2 separate regions of the Mus musculus genome follow, and region 2 is linked to region 1. A link is a contact called in ENCODE POLR2A ChIA-PET data. All regions are on one chromosome and are shown on one strand. Each heading gives the region's core, a stretch centred on a gene start or an enhancer-like site at or near the end of the contact. The rest is flanking DNA. Distances are from core to core; before and after follow the strand shown. Region 1 holds the start of Parp3 (poly (ADP-ribose) polymerase family, member 3). Region 2 holds the start of Manf (mesencephalic astrocyte-derived neurotrophic factor).

Region 1 (4,079 bases), core at 839-3,338:
AATTTAAGGTGTGTACGCATTTATTTTTACTTTCACCCAAGTTAGATCAGCAGAAGAAAACTGAGTGGTGCTTCTGTAGTTATCACATTTATTTCGTGACACAAGTTAAAAGACTTAAGAGGTGGTAAAGAATGGGCTGGAAAAAAATGGCTCATCGGCTAAGAACTCCTGCTGTTCTTACAGCGACCCTGGGTTCAGTCCCAGCACCCCTCAGGTGGCTCGCTCGCAACCCCCTGATGTGACAGTTCCAGGGGCTCCAATGTCCTCGGTCTCCCATGGGCATCAGCATGTACACACACACACATAAATAAATAAATAAATAAATAAATAAATACCCAAAGTGTTTAGCACAGGTCCTGGAGGCAGAAGCAGGCAATGTCTTTGAGGTTAAGGCCAGCCTGATCTATACAGGTTGTTCCAGGACAGCCATGGCTACGTGGAAAAACCTTGCCAAAAAAAAAAAAAAAAAGCTGAGCAAATTAAGGCACCACATATTCACTTTTAGAAGCAGAACTGATAGCCAGGTCTGTAATCCTGGCACTCGGGAGGCAGAAGCAGGCAGATCTCTTAAGTTCACGGCTACCCTGGCCTGTACCTATCACCTGCCGGTTTATCCTTTCTTCCTTCCACCCTGGCACACTAATACCCCAGATTTGTCTCTGGTCCCTGAACCTCTTCCCTACCGCTCCAGGACACTCCTCGTCTCTCCAGGCTCAACTTTTTAAAAGGCTTCTTCTGTTCTCACAACACATGTCTCCAAGATACACACCTGCAGACACTGACACGGCCTCTCTCCACTTGCCTGCTCACCCGTGTTCGCAACAGTGAAACAAGACCCTAATGTTAGGAAGGCTACATATGTGACAGTACAAAGCTGAAGCCTAGGATCATTCGAACCCAGGAGATCAAGGCCACCTTGGGCAAAACAACAGAGACCTCATCTCAAAAAGGTGCCCAAGGACACCAGTCGTTGTGGTACTGTGTGAAGATGGAATTAAGAACAGGAGGATGTGTTCTGTACCGTTCTCTCCTTGCCTCTCAATCAATCCAGACCTGTGCCTGCCTCCATGTCATAAAGCGAAAAAAGGTCCCAAGCTCTCCCTCCCACAGGAGCCCAGCGTCTTCCCCATAGACACATCAGAGATAAACGACGATATCTCACTGCCGGAAACTGGAGGGTAGACCCAGGATCTCGAGCCAAACACCCAGCTCTGTTGCCAGTCGCACTGAGTCTTCTAGTCACCACGAGCCTCCGTTTATCCTTCCTCCCGGTAAAAACTCACCTCTCGCTCTCAGAATCGCTGGAAATCTCTTCATTCATTTTGCCGCCACCCTTGGACTTGCCCCTGTCCGCAGCAGAGTCTACCTGGAAATCAAACGATCCTCTCTTGGTCACGAGGCCCAGGACTGAGAGAGGCAAGTAGCACCTGGCCCTGGCCAAGTAGAAGGTTTCCCAGGATTTGGTGGATAGAAGAAAAGAGATGTAGGCTTCCTTCTGACGGAGCCCTTGGCAAAGATACTTGCCCCGATGGGGGCCCTGGGATGGAACGATGGCTCTCCCAGGAGCTAGATCGGTCGCGCCCAAGAGTACACCATGCTCACCTTTCGCCGCCGCTTGCCGGCCACCGGAGCCGCCCCGGGCCCGGGAGCTGGCTTTGCCCGCTTACGAGTTGCCACGGCGGTCGACATACTGTTCAAGGTGCCGCTACCCCGAAGAACTCACATGGCTGCTAAACCCCAGCCGCATGGCAAGACCCGGAGCCCTGATAGGTTCCCACGGCGCAGCGGGCCCCACCTTCCGCAGCTCCATTGGGCCCTTGAGAAGATCCTGCCACGCCCCCAAACGTCTATTGGACCGACGCAGCTGGACACGCCTTCAAGAGCTCCTATAGGCTCCGGCGCCAGCCTGGAGTAGGAAGCAAGTCTCTCTTGCGATTTCCGGCCTGGGCCTGTGGCGCTTGCGCTCTGCTAACGCCTGACTAGCAGGGAGGGGTGGGGCCAGGAGGGCATGCGGTGCTTGCGTCTTATGGCCACAAGGTGGAGCCAGAGGTGCGGGGTTCTGTGATTTTTCCGCTGGAACAGCGATTGAAGCTAATACAACCAGACTCTAAAACTTAAGGAATGGAATTCAGGCAGCTCTGGAGAGGAGACAGCATCCGAACCCAGAGCCAAAATCACCGGGCAAATAATGGATATATGCTGTATGTGCCTAGTCAAAGCTGCATGAGGGGCCAGTCAGTCCGAGCGGCTTTGGATACGTCTACATTACTGTCATTTCATCTCTGGGACTGGCCACCAACCTCAGCCTACCCAGCCTCTGACTCACCCCACTAGCGGCCAAAAGCTGGAATTCTACACCACCCCCAAGCTCTTTCCCCTCCTCACGTGATTGCTGGGAAATCCCTACCAAAAACTAGCTGAAGGCTCACGAAGGGTCGCTAGATGGGATCCCAGACTTGGAACTTGTTTCTTAGGAGGCACATTCAGCATTCCTGATACCGGGCTGGATAACAGCCACCTCTTCCAGGGTCCTGTTTCATTTGGGTGAGTGTCCTTTGGCCCTGCCCTAGAGTCCTCTGCAGGGCAGGGAAGGGTGAGGTTAAAGTGGCTCTTGCTCTCTCTGGCACTTGAAAGCCTGAAACTTTGGCTGGCACCCCAGAACTCAGGACTGTTAGCAAAAGGCTACACCACTTGGTCCTAAGCTCTAGAGAGGTAGATCCAGCTGCAGAAGGGCAACTTATAGGGTCCTTCCCCTGTAGCTCAGATGATTCAGCCCAGCAACCTAGCCAGATGACTGACAGGAGGAGGAAATGTTCTAGAAGGGGAAGGGCCCCAGCGTGGGTGGGGTGAGCCGGCTTTCACTTTTTCTGCTGCCTCGGGGAACACCTCGAGCCAACTGCTTCCTAACTCCAGGGTGGGCAGAACTGACGGGCTCTAAGCTTCTGCATCTCTGAGGTACAAAGTGCAGGTTTGGAGATGGGGATATGTAAACCAAGGAGTAGGAGGCCAGCCTCCTAAAGGGCAAATCTGAACGCTCCCTACCTCTTGCCCCAGGAGAACCATGGCTCCAAAACGAAAGGCCTCTGTGCAGACTGAGGGCTCCAAGAAGCGGCGACAAGGGACAGAGGAGGAGGACAGCTTCCGGTCCACTGCCGAGGCTCTCAGAGCAGCACCTGCTGATAATCGGGTCATCCGTGTGGACCCCTCATGTCCATTCAGCCGGAACCCCGGGATACAGGTGAGCTGAAGCCATGTTCAGACCGCAGCCTTTTTGTTTGTTTGTTTTTGTTTGCTTGTTTTGTTGTGTTGTTGTTTTTCAAGACAGGGTTTCTCTGTATGGCCCTGGCTGTCCTGGAACTCATTTTGTAGACCAGGCTGGCCTCTGGCCTCGAATTCAGAAATCCGCCTGTCTCTGTCTCCCAAGTGCTGGGATTAAAGGCGTGGGCCACCACCGCCTGGCAGACCACAGCCTTCTTTCTCCTCCTTGGGTTCTCTGTTCTAGCCAGGGATTGCGTACCTGTCTTCTGAAGACTGCCAAGGTGGGCTGTTATTCCATTGGGTCAAGGTGTACCATGTCTGACCATCAGACACTAGGGTGCATCACACTCAAGGAAGGGGCCTGACTCAATTTCCCCCGGGACCCTCTTCCGTGTTCCCTCAAACTGAGCCCTCAGGGCAGAGCCAGGTCTTTTTTCAGATTCCCCCACCCAGGAAGCAGCTGCATCCTCTCCAAATTCCCAAGCCCACAGCAGGGCTTCATCACATCCAGTCAGACTGTGACCCTGCCCCCCAAGGGCAGAGACACCCAAGTGCCAAAGACAAGGCCCCCCCCATGATGTTCCCTGGTGTACACACCCAGCCCACGCCCCACGGACTCACCCTACACAGGTCCACGAGGACTATGACTGTACCCTGAACCAGACCAACATCGGCAACAACAACAACAAGTTCTATATTATCCAACTGCTGGAGGAGGGTAGTCGCTTCTTCTGCTGGAATCGCTGGGGCCGCGTGGTGAGCGAGCCATCGCCCGGGCTGCCCTCCCCCATCCCCCCTCCCCCCCTTGGGCATCCAAAGAG
Region 2 (3,631 bases), core at 1,006-3,505, 410 kb before region 1:
AAACCTCCCCAGTCTGTTAAGTAGGGCACAGTGGTGACTTTATAGGGAATTCTTTCATGTCAGGGCACTGACGTTACTCTTGGTATTATGGTGGGGGTATGGTAATATTTCACCAGGGTGCTTCTAAGTTACTTTTTAAAATAACTTGTCTTGAGGCAATTGTTTTCCTTTTATTTGCTTACATTCCCATCAGTGATGGCCATAAAACTGCCTTCTCCTTGATGAGCAGGTATGTTGCTCCCCTGTTCCCTTAACTAGTTGGCCTTCTGGCCTGCTATGGCCAAGTTCTGGCCCCAGCTGCTTATCCCTTCTCCACAATTCTTTCCAAACAGAAAAACCCATGGTCACAGTGTTTTTCTCTTAGAAACAAGTTTAATAGAACTGTCAGCAAATAACCTATAGGAAAAGAAAGAAGGCCCATTTCCGTTCACAGTATGTTGGGGCCCAGGTACCAACAGTGTAGGGCTTTCTGATACCCTCAGGATCATTCAGGCAGAGTGGAGACTGTTGAGGATGTAGGTAGGCCAATCCAATAGCCCCAGCACCAAGGGCACACACACCTGTTCCTGAGCCCAGACTCACTGGTAAGCTTGTTTCTGGACCGTCTGGGTTCACAGGTATGAGGGTCAAGTCTAGCTTGGGATGTGATTCTTAGGTAGGGCAGCTTTAGGTTTGTTTCCAGGCACGTCTGAACCTCAGTCCACGGAGGCAGCCAGTCATCACATGCAGACATCTCCTTTCTCCACTTGATGGCACAGGAGGTAGGGAGGGGAATGTAGGGTTAAGTTCCTTGACCTTGCTTTATGCAAAGTGAAATATATTTGTGTTACTTCTCTCCATTTTCCCCAACTGGATGAAATGGACCTATTCTGAATACTTTTTATTGAAAAACCAGCCAGTGTGAGGGAAATGGGAGGTCAGAGATCAGAATCCTTTGAAAAGATTGTGAAATACTGATTTTCATTGTTTAAAGCGTATTTGTAAATACCTATTTGAATGCTGTGTATTTGTACAGGAATTTGAGCAAAAAAATGTATAGAGTATGTCTAATTGGTAATAAGCCCTATAAATGTGTTTTTAACCTCTGGCATTCTGTGCTTATTTAAAACAAGAAAACTTCTAACCATTTCTTTTGTGTATTCATGTCTAAAGAAAAACTGACTTAAAATTATCTTACCTGTACCAGAAAAGTTAAAGAAAAAAATTTGTGCCAGTGTCCCAAGAGGCATTTTACTGTATATATTGTGGTAGCATGTTATAAATCCAACAAAAAATGTGACTTTTAGATGTAAATATCTGGCAACTGACTCCCCCACCTCCATCCCTTGACTGCTGTGATGTGAATTAAAGATGAATACCTGATATTGATCCACTGATTTCACTGAATGGGAGCATAAGTGCCCCTCTCAAACCCTTGTCGCCGGGCTCCAAGCCCTTTTAGCTCCAGATACTTTTCTGCACTTAGTCGGCCGCTCTCCATATTCCGCCTTCCAGGGCGAGTGGCCAAAGCCCTTGCACTTAGCATTAGGGCAGTCCAGGCGGTAATGTCTCCAGTTCCCATCCTCGTGTCTCCAAGAGTGGAGAACAAAACCTCCCAAGATCCCATGGCCTCCATTTGGAAGGTAGACCAACGCCTCTGCTCGCAGCCTTGCCGCGAGGTCCTCAGAGGCCCAGGACGGGAAACGACTAGGCAGGCCGAGACCTTTCGTTTAAGAGGTTCTGCCGTCTGACCCAGGTTAAAGCGGGGTCTGAGCAAGCCGGCGAATCAAAGTGGACGTTCCCCTTGATTGGCTCGGCAATCCACGTGGTAGTTCAAAACAAGGAACCGCTTCTGATCCATGCTCCCGCCGCCCATCCTACTGGCTATAGGGTGGCGCCAGAAATGCTGCTCTACGAGTCCGGGCGTCGGGAGGAGTGGGTGTGGAACCAAGACTCGGCATTCGGGTCGAGTCAATAGATTGAGAGGGTTCCGGGTAAGCAGCCAAAGCAGCTGCCCTAACCCAACATGGCGACCCGTGCACCTTCCCTCCGCACCCCTATGGACCGCCCAGGCTCAATCAGCAACCGACAACTGTCTAGGTCCCAGACAGCAGCAGCCAATGAGGGAGGGTAGCGTGGAGCCGCCGGTCTGGGCTCCTGGGCACGTGGACCAATGAGGATGCAGCATATGGGTGGGCGCGGGGATCGCACACCAATGGGAAGCTCAGGTTTCTGTTCCAGCCCACTAGGCGGAACACCGCGCCGGGTGCGGTTCATTCGCGCGGCGGCGGCGGTGGTGGAGACGGCTGAGGAGGATGTGGGCTACGCGCGGGCTGGCGGTAGCGCTGGCCCTGAGCGTGCTGCCTGACAGCCGGGCGCTGCGGCCAGGAGACTGTGAAGGTGCGGGGGACCGGATGGGGGCGGCCTGGCGGCGCTAAACCCAAGGAAAGCGAAAGGGTGGGAGCGACGGCCCGTCCCGGGGCTCCGCTGGAGAAAGGGCCTCACTTATTTCCCGGGCCTAGAGACGTTGACCCATTTAAGGGAACGCGTCGGTTCAGTAGCGTTAATAACTTGGCCGGAAGCCCACATCCCGGGAGTTTTTGTCTTCCCATCACTTTAGCGATTACAGGAAGGCATCCTGTGGGCCGCAACCGTCTCGGGGTTACTAAGCTGCACTTGGGGGTTCGATGTATTTGGAATGAGGAGCATTTTGATCATTTGCTTCAGCCTTCAATCTGTCCCTTATGAGGTCACAATGAGTTCCCTCAAGGACACGTGTCCACTCTAGACTTAAACTTGAAAAGAGCAGAGAGGGTTGTGTGTGGGTCACTTGGGTAATGTTCATTCCCAGCATGCAACTGGGTACAAGGACCCCAGCAACCTAAGGGCTCTGTGCACTTCTGAGTACCCGAGTTAAAAAAAAAAATTAATCCCTTCTAGCAAAACTGCTGACAGAGTTTTTTCCAGGGGAAATGGAGACTAATAATTACTTACCATCTCCTCCCTCTTTTCCAGTTTGTATTTCTTATCTGGGACGATTTTACCAGGACCTCAAAGACAGAGATGTCACATTTTCACCAGCCACTATTGAAGAAGAACTTATAAAGTTTTGCCGTGAAGCAAGAGGCAAAGAGAATCGGTTGGTAAGTAGCTGGTGACCCACCCAGCCTGTCCCTGGCTCTTGGGCACTGTCCACTTTGTGATGGGACTTGTATATATACTAATGTGAGGTTTAAGTGTTTTTATCCTCTATTTATTAAACATTGCTATAAGCTGAATATTGGTAAGACCAGGAGAGAAAATGACAGGCAACTGCAAGGCAGTGATGCCAGATGCCATGAAGGAAATAAGCTAGGAGAGTTGGTGGGTGGGAGCTGAGAGAGAAAGTAGTGGGTATCTACCTCTGAGGACAGGGAGTCAGTGAGGTGGAGTGAGCACAACTCAGGCAATGGGAGTGCCCAAAGACCAGAATGAATTTGGTGTGATTGGAACCAGAAGTAGTTGGCTAGGTGCCCCGAGATGGCCAGGGCCAAGTCAAGGTCAAGGACCCTGGCGGAGCATCAGCCTCTTGTAGCTTTAATTTCCATGGTAGTCTCTCATCGGAACTCTAACTCTGCAGCTGAGCATATATCAAGTGCCTCGGGCCTGGGAC

Evidence for each region. ChIA-PET counts read pairs that join two places held with the same protein, here RNA polymerase II (POLR2A).
Region 2: POLR2A ChIA-PET joins it to region 1 with 10 read pairs in Patski. The contact joins the promoter of Manf here to the promoter of Parp3 in region 1. POLR2A ChIA-PET finds 5 or more read pairs at or near these places in 2 of 5 experiments (Patski and embryonic stem cell).

The regions. Positions count from the first base shown.
Region 1 is chr9:106,474,958-106,479,036 of GRCm38, reverse strand. Parp3 (poly (ADP-ribose) polymerase family, member 3) reads left to right here and starts at 2,088. Exons shown (of 11, transcript NM_145619.3): 1 at 2,088-2,544; 2 at 3,055-3,238; 3 at 3,889-4,014. The coding sequence starts at 3,062. It overlaps Rrp9 (RRP9, small subunit (SSU) processome component, homolog (yeast)), which reads right to left and starts at 1,728. Exons shown (of 15, transcript NM_145620.4): 1 at 1,603-1,728; 2 at 1,284-1,366. The coding sequence starts at 1,689.
Region 2 is chr9:106,890,562-106,894,192 of GRCm38, reverse strand. Manf (mesencephalic astrocyte-derived neurotrophic factor) reads left to right here and starts at 2,255. Exons shown (of 4, transcript NM_029103.4): 1 at 2,255-2,379; 2 at 2,995-3,122. The coding sequence starts at 2,295. It overlaps Dock3 (dedicator of cyto-kinesis 3), which reads left to right. Exons shown (of 53, transcript NM_153413.2): 53 at 1-1,368.